Regions from separate parts of the Homo sapiens genome. Here region 2 is linked to region 1. Evidence: chromatin loops called from intact Hi-C (ENCODE). Cell type or tissue: HCT116. All regions are shown on one strand.

Region 1 (8,000 bases):
GTCTGCTCACGTTGGGACTGGACCCCATCCTATCCTGTGTGTCCCGAGCCTGCTTCTGTCCAGGCACTTTCCACTGCGTTGTGGCTGCATCATCTCCATCCCTCCCTCCGGTCAGGAGCCCCCACGATGGCAAGGATGTGTCCTTCTCCTCTGTGTGTCCCCTGTGTCCTCCTCCAATCCTGGGAGAAGGCTGTGTGTTGGAAGAATGAATGAATGATTTTGAGAGGTGGCCCATGCATGGGTTGGTCTCTCTTTCTGACAAAAGGAAAACTGCAGGCCAGCAGGGCTAAGGGATGGGCCCAGGGCTTTGGGGGAGGCAGGGCAGAGGCTCCTGTTTCTTAACCCCTGTACTTCCCAGCGGGCCACTCGGCCCTGACTGCTCCTTGGGCTTAGAGAACAAAAGCAAAAGACCCCAGAGTCCTCATCCGTCTCATGATTCTCCACCAACCTCCATCCCCAGATATACTTTGTCTTGAAAGCCACTTGGGGCCCCAAAATTGGGGCAGCAGAGAGCCAGCCCCATCTTGGACACTAGCTATGCTTCCCTGAGGGGGCCGGATTTCTGGAAGGCCTTAGTTGGGTTGGAGAGGGAATGGGCTGATGGTGTGAGCTTGTCTATTTCTCTGCTACATTCTGGGACCAATTACACTGATGAATTCTGGTCATCAGAGAGCATATCCAGCAAGGTTTCTGGAAAGGAAGGCAGACAGGCACTGTATTAGTCCATTTTCATGCTGCTGATAAAGACATACCCAAGACTGGGTGATTTATAAGGAAAAAGAGGTTTAATGGAGACTCACAGTTCCACGTGGCTGGGGAGGCCTCATAATTATGGCAGAAGGCAAAAGGCACGTCTTACACGGTGGCAGACGAGACAGAAAATGAGAGCCAAGCTAAAGAGGAAGCCCCTTATAAAACCATCAGATTTCGGGAGACTTATTCTCCACCACAAGAACAGTATGGGGGAAACTGCCCCCATGATTCAATTATCTCCCACAACATGTGAAAATTATGGGAGCTACAATTCAAAATGAGATTTGGGTGGGGACAGAGCCAAACCATGTCAGGCACTGAGGAGGCAGCAGCTGGCCAGACTGGCAGCCTGGAATGGTGATAGCAGTGGAAACAGGTGCAAGGAGGCCACAGTGAGGGAGAGGCTTTCCCTCCCAGGGAACATGGGTGCCTGCCAGCAGGCCGCCTGGCATGATGGGGGCGGGTGAGCAGCTGGCATGGTAGGTAGCCGGTGCACTTGGGGCCACTGTGTGCATGGCCATATTAGGTGCTTTACCAGCAACATCTCATTTTCCTCTCAAGTAACCCTTTTGAGACAGGGCCAACATCATTCCATTGCACAGAGGAGGCCTCAGCTCAGGGATGAGAAGCAGAGCACCCAGTCTGCCATGGAAGCTGGGGACCTTGGGAAGACTGTTAAATGGGCCCCTGGGCCTCCCACTGCACCACACTGTCCCTTGACAGCCACAGTCACAAGTCTAAGCCACATTGACAACAGTGGAGGGGGCTGCTCTGGACTGAATTGTGTCCCCCCGAAACTTGTATGTTGAAGCCCTAACACCCAATGTGGCTGTATCTGGAGATAGAGTCTTTAAGAGGTAATTAAGGTTAAGTGAGGTCATAAGGGAGGGCTGTAATCTTGTAGGATTTTGGCCTTGTACGAAGAGGAACAGAGGGAGATCTCTGTCCCCTCCATGGGCACACATGGAGGAAAGGCCATATGAGGACATAGAGAGAAGGCAGTCTCTACAGGGAGGAAGAGGGCCCGCGCCGGAACCTGACCAACCATGCTGGCACCCTGATCTCAGACTTCCGAGCCTGTGGAACTAGAAGAAAATTAATTACTTTTGTTTAAGCCACCCAGTCTATGGTATTTTGTTAGGGCAGCCTGAGCTGACTAAGACCAGAGAGGAGGCAGAGAGGTCCCCTTCAACCAGTGGACTCCTTGTAGAGTCTCATGAAGGAGTAGGGTTGCCAGATAAAATACAGGATGCCCAGTTCAATTTGAATTTCAGATAAATATTAAATAATATTTTTAATATAAATATGTTCCAAATATTGCATGGGATATACTGGTACTAAATGATTATTTGTTGATTATATGAAGTTCAAATATATCTGGGTGTCCTGTATTTTTATTTGGTAAATCTAGCAACCCGAAGGAGCAGGCCTGTGCTCCTGTGCTTTATCCCTATTTGATTAAGCTGAGCAGCTCCCCCAAGGGTTCTGAGCTGGTGTAGGGCCTGGCTGGCAGTGGGACACAGGCACCCTGGTTCCAAGCCCTGGCCCTTTCCACACAGCTGCCACCTCTGAGAGCTAATTGCTGAACAAAGTTGCAACCTAACATCTGGGGCATGTGTCAAGCCACAACAGAGCCTGTCTTCCCTTTCATCAGGCAGGGCCGGGGGAGCTGCTGGAGCCATCAGAGGGAGGGAAAGCCCTCAACTCAAAGGCCACCTCACCAAGAATTCCAGCTCCCGCCCTCTAGATTCGCTTTTGGCTTTGTTTCTCAGACTCACTTGGCTTTGGGGACTGAGGTTGTACTTGTATGTAGTAAGAATATACTGTTTATTTTTTCCACTGGGGGGAAAATACCACCTCCATTAAACTGTGCATTACGCTTTTCTAAATCTTTTACATCTATCCATTAATTCTCATGGCAACCCTGTGAAATGCCTGTGTGTACTGTTATCCCCATATTGCAGACAGAAAAACTGAAGCACAAAGCACTCCTGACACAGATGGGAGTTGGCTTCTCAGCCTCTTTTCTGGCTCAAGGGTCTTGCCAGGCTACCACGGGGAGGGGAAAAAAATCACATAACATGAAATTGCTCTCAGATCTCAGAACATACATCTTGCCAAGCCGGAATCCAAAAAAACCGAGCCTCCCATTGCCCCAGATTCTGCCTTCTTCCCCTGCCTTTTCCCTGTAGGAAGAAGGATCGTAATGCACGGAAATAAACTTTCCTCCAGAGAGGCAGTCCCCATGAGTATCTTTAGGCCAACTCAACTTCTCCAATTCTTGCCCTTCTACTCCTTCTGTAGGCTTTCTGTTGCTGGGGTTCAGAGTTGATGTTCAAGGGATGTTTCACCCAAAGTTATCAAAAATGATGGGCACTGTGAACATTGGCATTTGGGAAAGATTCTCAGCCACAGGCAGAGAATGGAAAGCAATTTCAGGTGCCTCCTTTACTTCCCAACAGAAGAGCCCACTGGCCAAGACGTCTGGCCCACAACTAAGGCCTCCTGGCCAACAGTTCCAAGGATTGGTGATGAGGTTGCTGTGGAGGGAAAGCCAACCCTGCCACTCTGTGTAGGAGGAGGCCAGGCTGGCTGCAGCATATCTTCCTTCTTGTGTGTGTCTGGCATGTGAGCACAGCACATGGTCCTGTGGTTTTGCGTGGCTTTCCCTGTCCACCACGCATTTCATTTCGTGTGTGTGTGTGTGTGTGTGTGTGCTGGGAGTGGGAGGCCGCTGTGGTTCCATAACCCAGCTTCTCTCTGAGACAGCTCAGACAGGCCTGGGGCTGGGCTTCCTGCCTCGTGGGGAGGTGGGAGGCGAAGCCTGGAGACACTCTTCCTGTGTCAGGGCAGGTGAAGCATGTGTGTGAACAGCACTGAATCAGCTGTCAAGGCAGTCTACTGCGGCCAGCTGGGCCTGTCCTCCAGAGACAGAAAGAACCAGCGGACCTCGACCCTCAAGCCCATTTCAACCATCAGGAGAACTTGGAGGAGGAGCAGTGTTTTGAATCAAGTGTTTCACAATTAAGAGCAGGGTGAAGTGCACAGTGATTACAAGAGCTTCCCGGCTGTGCCCCTCTCCCATTCCCACCGCTGCTGGAGGGACCTGTCCAGGGGCTGCCCCTTCTTAGATGGAGATTGAGAATCCATAAATATTCCCTGATGGCTGCAGAACTGGGTTCAGATTCAGTGTCCAGGCACTGAAGGCCCCCTCAGTCTGGCCCTGTCTTCACCTTCTGGCCACATGGGCCAGATCCCACTCGCTGACACTTCCCAATCACTATGCTTGTGTGAGTCCCACTCGCTCTCACACCCTTAACCCTGACTACCTGGCTCAAGGCCCATGTCTCCCTCCCACCCTGCTGTCATCTTCCTGGCACTTTCTGCCCACACCAGCCACTTTGTACATGTCCCAAGGCTGTCCAAAGGTGTTATCTTTTTGTGATAACCACATCTCACAGGTGGCTAGAGATTTCCAACAGACAAAGCACATCCACAAGACACATCATTTATTTCTCACTGCAACCCTACAAAGTAGGGATTACTGTCCCCACTCTGCAGATGAGCCTCAGAGGAGTTACCGCAGTGACTCTGACTTTAAATTACTGGTTTGTGGAGGCTGAGCTTGCGTTACAGATTTGATGGGCTCCTGACGCAGGCTCTCTCCTCTACCACACCCTGAAATTCATGGCAAAGGCCTGTGGGCACAGGTGGGGTTACCAAGTGCCAGACTAGATGGGAGGGAAATGTGGCCCCCACCTCATGGAAAAGTAAGTCTCCCCAAAGAAATGGTTGTGGAGATTTATCACTAAATTTACAGCATTAGAAAGAGGGGTTTGCATGCCCAGATGTAGCCTTGGGTATTTAGGAACTAGACAGGGTCTTGCAGCAAAGTCACCCTCTCTCCTAGAACGGGTGCTGTTGGCTCCCACAGCCCCCTCTGTCCTGAGAGACCCTATGCCTCTGTGGCAGGAAGGAGAGAGGGTGGAGGGTCTGTCTGCAGTGCCAGTGGAGAAGGTAGCATGAGGCTGCATGAAAAGGAGAATGCATTCTGTCTCTGTGTGAGTCCAAGAGATGCGGAACACGGAGCCGGGCTGCCCCAGCTCCACTGAGGGCGTGGCCCGGAAGGGCAGCCTAAGGTTTAATCGCCAGAGAGGACGCCTTGCTCCAGCGTTTGGCTCCCCACGGCGGTCCCACAGCGCCACCTAGCGGCCCCCCCGCCAGGAGAACACGCGTCCCTCACTACGCGGAGGAGGGCGCTGTCCAGGAATCTGGAGCACCTCTGAACTTGCTAGGTGCTTGCATGCCGCCTCCAGTGCCTGCCGCTTGGCCCACACATGCCTTGTCCACGCTGTCCCTGCTCCTTACCTGCACCCAAGATGACCATCCCCGCCCTTCCTCTCTCAAGTGATTTTGGGGAACAAATGAAAAGGCCGTAATGTAAAATGGTAAAGCGCTCTGCAAAGGTAGTACTGGGTACCACTCACTGAGAATCTTCTCTGCACCCCACGCTGCTAGACATGTCATGAGGATTATCACTAAGCCCCGTGGCAACACTGAAAGGTGGGGATTATCAAGCCCATTTTACAAAAGAGAAATTGAATTTCAGAGAAGTGGAGTAACACATACAAATTCACCCTACTAGTACAAGACAGAGCCGGGATTCACATTAATTTCAAAGCCTGTGGGTCTCTGGCTCCCCTGGGAAGAACCATTGCTATTATCATCACTGTATTCTTAGAGCTGCTGCTGCTGCTGCTGCAGTGGAAGAACACAGCCCCTTCCAACACACAGATATGGGTTCAAGCCACTTGCCACTCAGCAGCTGTTAGGGCTTGGACAGGCCACATACCACCCCACAGCCTCACCTCACACCTCCTTCCCAGAAGTGTCCTGCCCTCTTGCCACACCTCAATTATGTCTTCCTCTAGGGAGGTCTCCCCCACTGAGCACCCAGCTCTCAGGGTGAGGGGGCTTGTTGTCCCCAGATCTGCAGCCCTGCTAGGAGCCCCAAACTATCTGATGCCAGGCTCTCATGCTGTCCCCATCATTACCCACTCCTGTGTCAATATCACCTCCCCTCAGCTGGGCTGGGGCCTCCTCACAGTACACAGGCCCAACATGCGGCAGCACTCTACAGGAACTCTGCAGGGCGGTCTAGAAACATGCCCACACGCTCTTTCACACTTGTCCCTTCAAAAAGTGGAGTCTAATTCATCTCTCCTTGAATACTGGCCAGCTTTAGCAACTAGCTTCTACTGAATAAAGTGAGATGGGAGTGATGCTGTGTGATTTCCAAGACGAGGTTAGAACAGGTGATATGGCTTTGGACTGGCTCTCTATCTCCTGAGATGCCGACTTTTGGAATCCAGCCACCAGGATATGAAGAAGTGCAGGCCACACAGAGAAGCCACGTGTAGGTATTCTGCCTGACAGCCCCCACTGAGATCTCAGCTGACAGCCAACATCAACTGGCACACATGTGACAAATAAGCCTTTGGATGATCACAGGCACAGCCTTTGAGCTACTCCAGCTGGTACAAGAGAGGGCAGAGATGAGCTGTCCCCACCAAGCCCTACCCAAATTTCAGATTCACGAGCAAAATAAATGCTGCCAAGTTTTGGAGAGTTGGTTACAGTGCAGTGGACAACCAGAACATTCTGCTAACTTGCACAATTGTGAGCAGCCACTAAGTACTGAGCACACACAAGGATGAACTGTGGGCTCTGTCCGCCCCCCAGATCATCATCGTTGCTGTTCTCCAGTCCTTAGAAGGGCTGGTTCTTCTCATCTTTGCCTGGAGGCCTGGGCCCTGCTCTGCTAATTCTACTCATCATTATTTATTTATTCATTTATTCGATGGGGTATTTTTTTTTTTTTGAGACGGAGTCTTGCTGTGTCACCCAGGCTGGAGTGCAGTGGCACGATCTTGGCTCACTGCAACCTCCGCCTCCCAGGTTCAAGTGATCCTCCTGCTTCAGCCTCCCGAGTAGGTGGGATTACAGGTGCGTGCCACCATGCCCGGCTAATTTTTGTATTTTTAGTAGAAATGGGGTTTCACCATGTTGGCCAGGCTGGTCTCACGCTCCTGACCTCAGGTGATCTGTCTGCCTTGGCCTCCCAAAGTGCTGGACTGACAGGCATGAGCCACCGCACCTGACCCATTTATTCAATGGCTATTTCTTGAGCTTCTACTATGTGTCAAACACACTGATGTCTACTGAAGATATAGTGCTAAAGGCTCTGCCCTTATGGAGCCTTTAGCCAGGAAGGTAAAATAGATAATAACCAAGTAAACTAACAATTATTTAATTAAACTCTTCATAAGCACTATCAATGCAGGGCTAGGATACTATGACAGCATGTAACAGGGGAACCTGCTTAGTCTTGCTGCTCACGTCTCTGCAGCCCGCCTCATCCTTTAGCTCACTCCAACCACTCATTAGGAAATCCTCTGCCATGGAGACCCTCCATCCTAGACATTCAGTGGCAGTTCCAATTTCCTGGAATGTCATGCTTTTTATAATTGCTTCATGATTTGTATTAGTTTGTGAGTCCTCATCAACTATAGTTTTTAAACCAGAAGAAAAATATCCTTTGAAAATTCTAGGTCTAGAAAATGCATGGCCTGCAATCTTAAATTACTCCTTAATGGTATCATTGAGGTGTTTTTGTCCCGCCAACTTCATTGAGGAGGACTTCCACTTCCAACCAAGATAGAGGAACAGGGACCAGACTTACCTGAAATAAGGAAACGAAACAGGCAAAATATATAAAACTTGTTTTTAAGATACTGGACAGTGGCTTGAAATGAAGGTCAGTGATTCCTGAAAGAGAGGATACAAACAAGAGGATCCCTACTATTTTCACAACTTACTGCCTTGAGGGACTTTCCAGGCGATGGCACAGAGAGGGGAATCCAGGCAGAGCCTAGAAAACTCCCTGCATTCAGGAGATAACACTGAGTGCTCAGGGAGACCAAGGTGGCTAGGGTTTGCTAATCAGAGTACCAAAGAGACAGAGCGCTACACAGACAGGGAACTCAGGATCTGCAAAGGGTCCTCATCAATTACTCAGCAGAGTACTGATCAGAGCATGTGTATGAAGAAACTGCCTGAAAGCTGTGGGTCAGGGAAGGCATCCAGGAGGATTAGGAACAGTGGACAGAACACACACATAGAGTGCTGAAAATAGTGCCTGGTTCCACCAACAAGAATGGAACAACTCCTAAATTATGGGGCATTGG
Region 2 (8,000 bases), 390 kb before region 1:
GCTTAGAGGGTGGAGGGGGACCAGATGCCTTAGGAGGGGTTAGAAAGCCAACGCACACAGGGAATTTGTTTTCAAGCAACAGATTCCAAGCATGTGGAAACCTTTTAAATGATGCTGGTGAGAGCTATGATAGTTTTCGCATTCTTGGCGAGGGAAGTCGGAGGCTAGTAGCGGGATGGCTCCTGGGCGCGCGGGAGACAGAGGGACCAGCGATCCTTGCTGGGGGCAGAGGGACTGTGGACCAAGGATCCAGACACACTTAATTGGGGATTCCAGTCCCGACTGTGGCCACTCAACTGGCGTTGAACTTGAGCAACTCACTATACCGCTCTAGCCTCCGACTAATCACTTCTGTAAAATGGGCATTGTGGGCTCCGAGTCTCGTAAGGGCGCTAGGGATTCGAGACAGCAGGAATTTCCTCACTGCTCCAGCAACCCTGGGTTCCTGGGTTTGTAGGTGGGCTGAAAGGATCCTTTCATCGCACGTTTGCCTGGCGTGGCTGCTTTAGAGACCGAGGCCCGCCAGGCTTTGCAACCCAGTTGCGCGTGGTCAGCCATGGCCTTGGAACCGCCGGGATCGCCTCAGCGGCACTCCGGCCAGCTCCCGACTTCCCGCCCTGGGCACTAGGGTCACCCAGCTCCAGAAGATAGTGCTTATCAGCACAGGAATTGAGACCCCACACCCGGCGCAGTGGGTCTCCCAGGAAGCCTGGCGAAGAGCCAAGGCCCGCCGGACCTGAGGTCGCCTGGGGCGCTAAACAGACCCATCTATGAGCACATTCGGCCAACACACCCAAGTTCAACAGTGGGCGGGATCTTTGGCTGGCCTCGATCTCTCTCACAGTGTGTGCAAACGGGTACCCATTAGATTCTTTTTGCTTGTTTCCTCATCTGTAAACTTTGAAAGGAGAGTATTTCCCGGGGTGATTCTGAAAATCATGCCAGAACTGAAAAGGCCTGTGTAAATGCGAGGTGTAATGATGACTTATTAGAAGCAGCCAGCCCTGTACGTGCCTGTAGGATAGATGCTAGAACGTTCTACAAATGTGTGCACATACACATCACGTATGTGTGAAGGTGCACACCTGTCCCTAGACACTTGACAAATGCACACACGTATGCGTGTACCTCTGGCTGAGAGCAAAGGGGCTAATACAGGGCTCATACAGGACATCATCCTGCAGTCTTGTGCGTGCACAGTACACACGCGAGCACGACTGTCTGTGCCTGGAGACACCGTATGGCACCGGAGGAGCTGCTCAGCCGTCGGTGCCACCTGGGAAGTAGGGTTTCGGGTGCTGCTCTGGAGCGCGGGAAAGTCCGGATCCGGGTCTGCTGGTCAGCGCTTCGGCGCCGCCGGGCTCCTTTATCTCTCATCCGCCGGCCGGTGAGCGGCTCCAGTTTCAAGACCCCCGATCCTGCCGGTGAGGGGAGGGAGCGAGAAGGAGTGCGCTCCGGGCCCAAGAGGCTGCAGGGCCCCACTCCCCAGGTCTGTCGTCCTTCCTTTATCTCCTCAGGTCACACCCCCACTTAAAATAAAGAAGGGTGCCTGACTCATTCAGGTCAGGGAAGTCGGCCCCCGGGAGCCTCCTGCCCTCACAAGCCATGGTGAAGGGAGGCGAAGCCAGGGTTTGCCACGGCCTGGGAGAAAATGCGGCTGCAGGGTCTCTTTGGGCTGCAGCGCTGGCCCGGGGCCCCAAGACTGTTAAGGTGTGTGTGGGAGGCGCGCAGTGTGGCTACCGAAGAGCCCTCCATCACCGCACCGGCAGGCCGCCGGGCTCGTCCTCCTCTCATGCTTCCAAGGGTTCTGAGCTGCGCAGCACTCGCATCACCCAGAAGTGTCTGTGGAGAAAACGACCTCAGGTGTAAGCCCAAGGCTGCTGCCTGCAAAGGCAATGCCGTGGAGACTGGGTTCCACAGCGACCTGGGTTTTTAAGTCACCGAAAGCTACAGGGCAGGGTCACAAACACTCTCCCGCCTTCTCTGCAGAACCGTGCGGCTGACAGGAGAGCGTTGCGCAGAAAATTCGAGGCCGGGCGCTGGAGGAGTCTCCGCGGCCCGGAGAAGGCACAGAGGCGCCCCTGAGAGGCGCAGCTGGAACAGGCGATGCACGGGTTCGGATCTGGCCGGCCAACCGAGCCCAGCGGTCGCGAAAACCAGAGTCGCCACAGAGGTTGAGCACGATTCCATTTCTGGGGATCGGGTCCGGTGGGGAGCCACTGTCCCTAACGCCTCCAGAGACTTTAAGTAGGACAATATAATGCTGGTAGGAGCAAGGTGCAAGGAATTTAGCGGCAGAAGCCTTTCGGGGGGGTGGGGAAAGGCAGATCCGTGCCTCGTCTGAGCCTGGGGGTGGGGACAGCCCCTGGCCTTGTAGCCCCTGTTCCGGGGATCAGCTGGGCCCACCTAACCCCCCTACATGGGGTTGAAAGGGGCCAATGGGACGGCCCCGCCGCCCCTCCCTCGGGATTCCACAGGGCCCTGACCCGGCCTTTATCTCTGCACGGTCAGCAGTCGCGGGGGCTTCAGGAAGGAGGACAAAGGCCCGGTGTCACCGCGGGCGGGGGCTCGGTTTCCTGGCTCTCTGCTCACACTCACAGCCTTTAGCGGTTGTTGGGGGAAGATTTTTAAAAATATGTGTCGAATTTCCTTTTTTTCTCTTCTAGAAACAAACAAACAAAAAAGGCAAAAGGCGAATTCCCCTTCACTCCTCGTCCATAGAGATTAAAGTTTCCTGGGATCCTGCCCTTTTTTTTTCTTTGACTGCCTAGAAATACTTGTTCTCCCTTGTACATAGAGGAAAATGCGGGGAAAGGTTTTTTAAAACTCGGTTTCATACTATTATTATTACTAAGGACAACCGGGCAGGCTGAGGTCCCAACGTGGATGATCCGAGTTGGCCTCGCGCCGGGGCTCTGCAGCCACTGCCCTGTGCGCTCAGCACCTCTGGGGGCGATCAGGGCCCCTGCGCTTCCGCCCGCCGCCCGGCAGTCGAGAGCACCCTGTGCCCAGACTGGCCGACTCATTCTCCCCCGAATTTTGTTTAGAGCTGGCAAGGGGGACTTAGCTCGCGCCCCAAGACCTGGGCTTGCAGCGCCGCCAACAGGCCCGGGGACACGAGGCGCTCCAGGCCGGGGTCTTCCCGGCTGCTGGCCCCTCTCGCTCCCCACCCGCTGGCGGCGCCTCGGTCGCCCGCAATTGACCCAACCCGCTTCCTGCGTTTGCCCCTCAGGTTTCCCGTTTCTCCACAAAGGCCTAGGGGAGCCTCGCCCACAGGCTGACCCTGCAACCTCTGGCCCGGTGGCTACCTTCTGCTTTTCTGAAAAAGAAAAGGAAAAAAAAAAAAAAAAAGAAAAAATCAACCAGTCGAGGGAGGCGCGTGAGGACTGGAGGCGCCAGCCGGACAGCCTATGAGTAGGTCCCTGGGTCGGTGCCGCTTCGCGGGTCAGCACGGCCTTTCTCAGAGAAAACCTCCTAAACGTGTGAAGACCGCTTTGGGGGAAGCGAGAGGGAGGTTGGAGGAGCCCCGGGCGGGGTCTCAGCGCCCACCAGCTGTGCCTTCAGGGCTTGGGTGTTCGCTGCAACGGCAACCGCGTGAGCCTCACTCCCACGGCCAAGGGGCTAGGGCAGGGTGGATGCAATCGCGTGCGCCTGGCCCCGGAAGGTGCTCGCAGGGGGTGCCTGTGGCCAGCTGGGTTAGGAAGTCAAATCCTAGAAAGTTATTACTAAAGGTTTTTTTTCCCCCTTCCTTTCTTCTTTCCTTTTTTGCTTCCTTCCTTCCTTTTTTTTTTTTAATAGGGGAAGGGAAAAAACATTATTGAACATCTACTATAAACTGGGCACTTAAAAATTAGAAAATTTAATTATTTTAATAATTCTGATACACGCACGTATTTCTGTTTTATAGAGGAGAACACTGAAATTTGAATGGGTATTTTGCCCAAGGTTACATAGCTGTTAAAGAGGACACCAGGCTCCAACCCAGTTCTTCCTGACTAAACAGGCCAGGTCTTTGCCTCATGCTGCACAGGCCACCTCCGCGAAGTGACAAGATCCCAGAACATGCTTTTCACAGCTCAGCACCAAGCCTGTGCGGCAAACAGCCTGTGCAGCAGCAGTTTCTGTGGTACAGAAACAAACAAAAAAGGCAAAAGGCACAGCTCAGACTGTGCTTCCTTCTTCTCCTGGGAGGCTCTCCCTTACTACTCCTGGGAGGCTCTCCCTTACTACGCAGCTCCCTTGAGCATCAGTGGCAGCTAGGCTCAGCTGCTGTCAAGTCTCCTTTAAAAATTTCGGAGGCCATTTGCCTCACAGATACCTGGAAGACCTCTGGTTGGTCTCTTCTCTTCTTAGGACCTGAGATTCCTCAAATGTAATGTAATTTTGGGTTCCTAGACCCAAGACACTCTTTTTATGACAGCTGGGAGTCCTCTCTCCAGAAAGTGGAAAGTTGCTAAGACTGCTCGGTTTTAAGAATCCTTAATTCCTGGTTGTCCCGAAGGCATGGGGCTCTTAGTCCCATCCTTTCCCCATCTTTTCTATGGGTCCCACAGTCTACTCCAAGAAGTAGGGGCTGCCACACAGTGGTGGTAGGCCTGACGGGCAGGGCCCCAGGGTCACCACCAGGTTAGATCTGCAGAATGGGGACACTGCAGGGATGCTGAGCCTGATCAAGATGTTTCCTGGCCTTAGACCCCCACCCAGAAGCCAGGAGTCTGGTCCGGTGATCCTGTCCATGAAGCCTGGCCCAGACCTTCATAAAGGGAAGAGCTCAGTTGAGAGCAAACTATCTTGGGCCAGACTCAGATTCCTGGCCCATATTCTGCTTGTCTGGCTGCATGAAGCCTGGGTCTGGCCCCAATTTCCACCCGCCGCCAGGGGGCTCCTTGCAGCCCCATCTCCAGCCTTGGCTTCCAGGAAACCCTGGCAAAGGCTGGATGCACCTAACCTCGGATGAAAGGTCCAGGGCCTCTTGCTCATCTAAGCCTCAGATCTGGAGCAGTGAACTATTTACTGATGCAAGCTGGAAACAGGACGTCAATACCCTCTGGAGTAGGGTACAGGACCATCTCCAGAACTCCGTAGGTCCCTTTCCCACAGTCCCTTGGTGCATGTACTTCAATGGCGAAGATTTCTCCAGGTCCCTCTTGAGAACAGGACACCTCCCCCTGCTTTCTCCAAACCAACCCACTTACTCTGACTGGGCAATTTTAGTGAGGTGGAGGTGACTCTAAGAATTTCTGTGTAAATGTGAGGAGAGGGCTCATACTGTCAGCAGTGTGTGAGATGTTTACACCCACCACACACATAATCTTCATGCAAGAACGACTCATTACCCAGGACATTCAGAAATTGGCTGGGTATTTGTATTAAACTCTATTTACATTGTATTTACACACTGGCCAATATATATACACACACTCACATGGCCCAGCCATCTAGGCCAGACTGTATATGCTAAGGCATAATTGCTATATAACTCAAATACTTTTGCCCTCAGGAATTGCTTAAATCAGCTTCTATAATAGAAACTCAAAAGTGCGAAGAGGGAGAGAAGAGAAAGGAAATGAGAGATGAAGAAAGCCTGCCATTGAACTAAACTTTCGGCCCTGGGGAAAATGACCAAACTTAAGAGCTTTGGAGAAATCCCGAGGGCTGGAGTTAGACAGATTTTTCCTGTGGGCATCCATGGGGAAGTGGGGTATGATTTGGCTCCCTTCTCTCACCTCCTTCAATCCCTGTGTAGACCCAGGAAACCCTCACTGATTGCTTCATTTTGTCTTCCTTACTTGGTGAGGCTGCTGCTCTCTTCCCAGCCTTGGGTGCCTTTTGCCTTTCAGTTCTCGGGGAGGAGACAGGCTGGTCCTTCATTGCTGGCCCCGGCCAACTTCTCCGTCTCACTGGAGGTGGGCTGCTACCTGCCCACCAGGGCTTGGTCCTGGAAGCTTCCCTCCCTTGCTTTCTCTGCTTGAGACGGCAGTTGGGGGAGTGCTGACAGCCAGCTTCAGAACAGGGAGCCTCTGCCTGATGAAGCAAAGGCTCTGTCCATATTACTTTATTTTTCAGCAAGCCAGGAATACACACCCACAAATGCACACATCACCAATGAGGTATGAATGCCACACACACTGTGGTCCCAGTAAGCACTTCCTAAGTGTTAGCCATATGATTATTACAATGCCAAAAATATATGCCCACTCTGCAGGCGAATGACAGACACACACACCTCCCACCCTGTCACCAATACACAACTGACACTGTACACACACATTTGCAGCAGATACAGACTACACAATTACTTGCCCATGGGCTAAATTTTCACGCTAGACAAAGCACAAACAGACATGCACACAGCAGGCTGCTTTCTGTTCTGCAACTCCCCTTAGCCAGATAGTGGAGCAGCCGGGCACCAAAGGCACCCAGACACCAGGCCTGACCAGCCTCTAGGGCTTCCTGCTCCAGCTGAGCCTCCCTCTCCATCCTGCTCCTGCCGGTTCCTGGTAAGCTCCAGTCCCAGTCTTGAGGTGATGCCCCCTGAGAATCCCCGTGGCTTGGTCTCCTGCCTTGTAGCCTCTCGCAGGATGCCTGTGGGGGGCGGGGGGCATTCTGAGCAGAAGCCACTTGGGCCCAACTATACATAACAGGATACCACCCTGAGGTTCCTACCGCCTGACCACTGGAGGGCTGAAGTGAGAGGCCTGCAGGCTCATTCCCGTGGCGCAAAACCGCTCCTGGCCCACCAGCCGGCCTGGACCTGCCGCCACATTGCTGGCCAGGCCCCGAGATAGACGGGGGGGGGGCAGTGAGGGCTGGGTGCGGGGTCTAGTCTCAGCTGAGCAGCAGCCCGCAAGAACCGGCGGATCTATCCTATCAGAAGTCGGAAGTCATCTATCCCATCAGAAGAGTGAAAGCCGACCACCCCCTAATCCGCCTGGGAGAACCAGACTGCAACCAGGTCAAACGCCTGTGTGCCTGCGCGGAAGCATGGATCTTAATTCGTTATTTGGGGATCTCAGTAAAGGAAGAGAGAGAAAGAAAAAAGACTAAATTTCTGCAGCCGCGAAGTATGTTCAATCCTTACTGAAACCTCCAAATCTCCTACCCATATCTCAAGGTAAATGAATTCTGACTATTAAAAATAATAAAGCAGTCACTTCTCACATTTGTACAGAGGTTAGCAGTTTGCAGCGCATTTCCACAACCAGAATTTTATCTATTAATGTTTGGAACAAACTCTTGGCTGTTATAGTTGACTCAAAATCGAAAAGTTTGAGAACAATAATAAAAACACAGCCAGCCCATACACCTAGTACAACTGTGTATGAGGTAGAATACAAACTTGAATAGGTACAAAAATAAACCAAGTCCTACCTACAGTCGCGCCTTGTGAACGAACCACGGCAGAAAAAGTCTTTCTGCTGACGTTAAACAGCCGCAACGGGCCAGTGATGACACAGAAAACAAACAATCCCAGGAAAACAAAGCAGCAGCGACAGCCACAAACGCCTGCCACCCCGGTTGCTCTCAATCTTTGTTTAACTCATTCTGAAAAAGATAAAATTTTGCTGAAAATCTTCCTCTTTTAACTAGCTGCTGAACTAAGGAGCGACAGAAATAAAGAAGTCCGTGTTAAAAGAAGGAACACAAAATTTATTCGGGAATCGACAAGGCAAAAAACAAAAACAAAACAAAAAAACACAACAAAAGTGCTCTAGTTCTCTCTAGAAAATTTGGTCCCCCAAACAACAAGCTACAGTACAACCAGGTCTATGGTTTTCGGGCCGGGCCGGCTCCGGGCCACAAGACCGCCTAGGTCGGCCGCTGCCGGGTTTCACATTTCTCCTTCCCAAGGTGGGAGAAGCAGGAGGTTTGAAAAACAAAAAGCAGGGAGGACGAGCCGTCCCAGCAGCGTGGGCCAGGCAGGCAGTGATCTCCCTGCCTCCAGGACTTGCATCGAAAGATCCGGGGACATTTGTTTTTGATTTTTTTCTTCAGATAGG

The links. Peaks named below come from ENCODE experiments on the same cell type or tissue, not always from the same donor. Only the 100,000 strongest peaks of a DNase experiment are listed, where the experiment ranks them.
Region 2: a loop joins it to region 1, with 12 times the contacts of the local background. A loop is called at or near these places in 92 of 110 quality-filtered maps.

What each region holds. Positions count from the first base shown.
Region 1 is chr3:139,324,558-139,332,557 of GRCh38, forward strand. The region is part of intron 1 of LOC124909439; the gene reads right to left. Among named protein-coding and RNA genes, the nearest start is that of MRPS22, 15 kb to the right of the region's middle. In HCT116, CTCF peaks have their summits at 4,980 (motif pointing left) and 5,188; a DNase peak (open chromatin) is centred at 4,954; H3K4me3 peaks cover 583 bases; H3K27ac peaks cover 3,836 bases.
Region 2 is chr3:138,936,595-138,944,594 of GRCh38, forward strand. FOXL2 (forkhead box L2) reads right to left here. Exons shown (of 1, transcript NM_023067.4): 1 at 7,630-8,000. It overlaps LINC01391 (long intergenic non-protein coding RNA 1391), which reads right to left and starts at 7,426. Exons shown (of 3, transcript NR_121649.1): 1 at 7,372-7,426; 2 at 5,790-6,024; 3 at 1-1,842. RefSeq lists an enhancer at 7,929-8,000. In HCT116, a CTCF peak has its summit at 4,867 (motif pointing right); a DNase peak (open chromatin) is centred at 4,907; H3K4me3 peaks cover 409 bases; H3K27ac peaks cover 167 bases.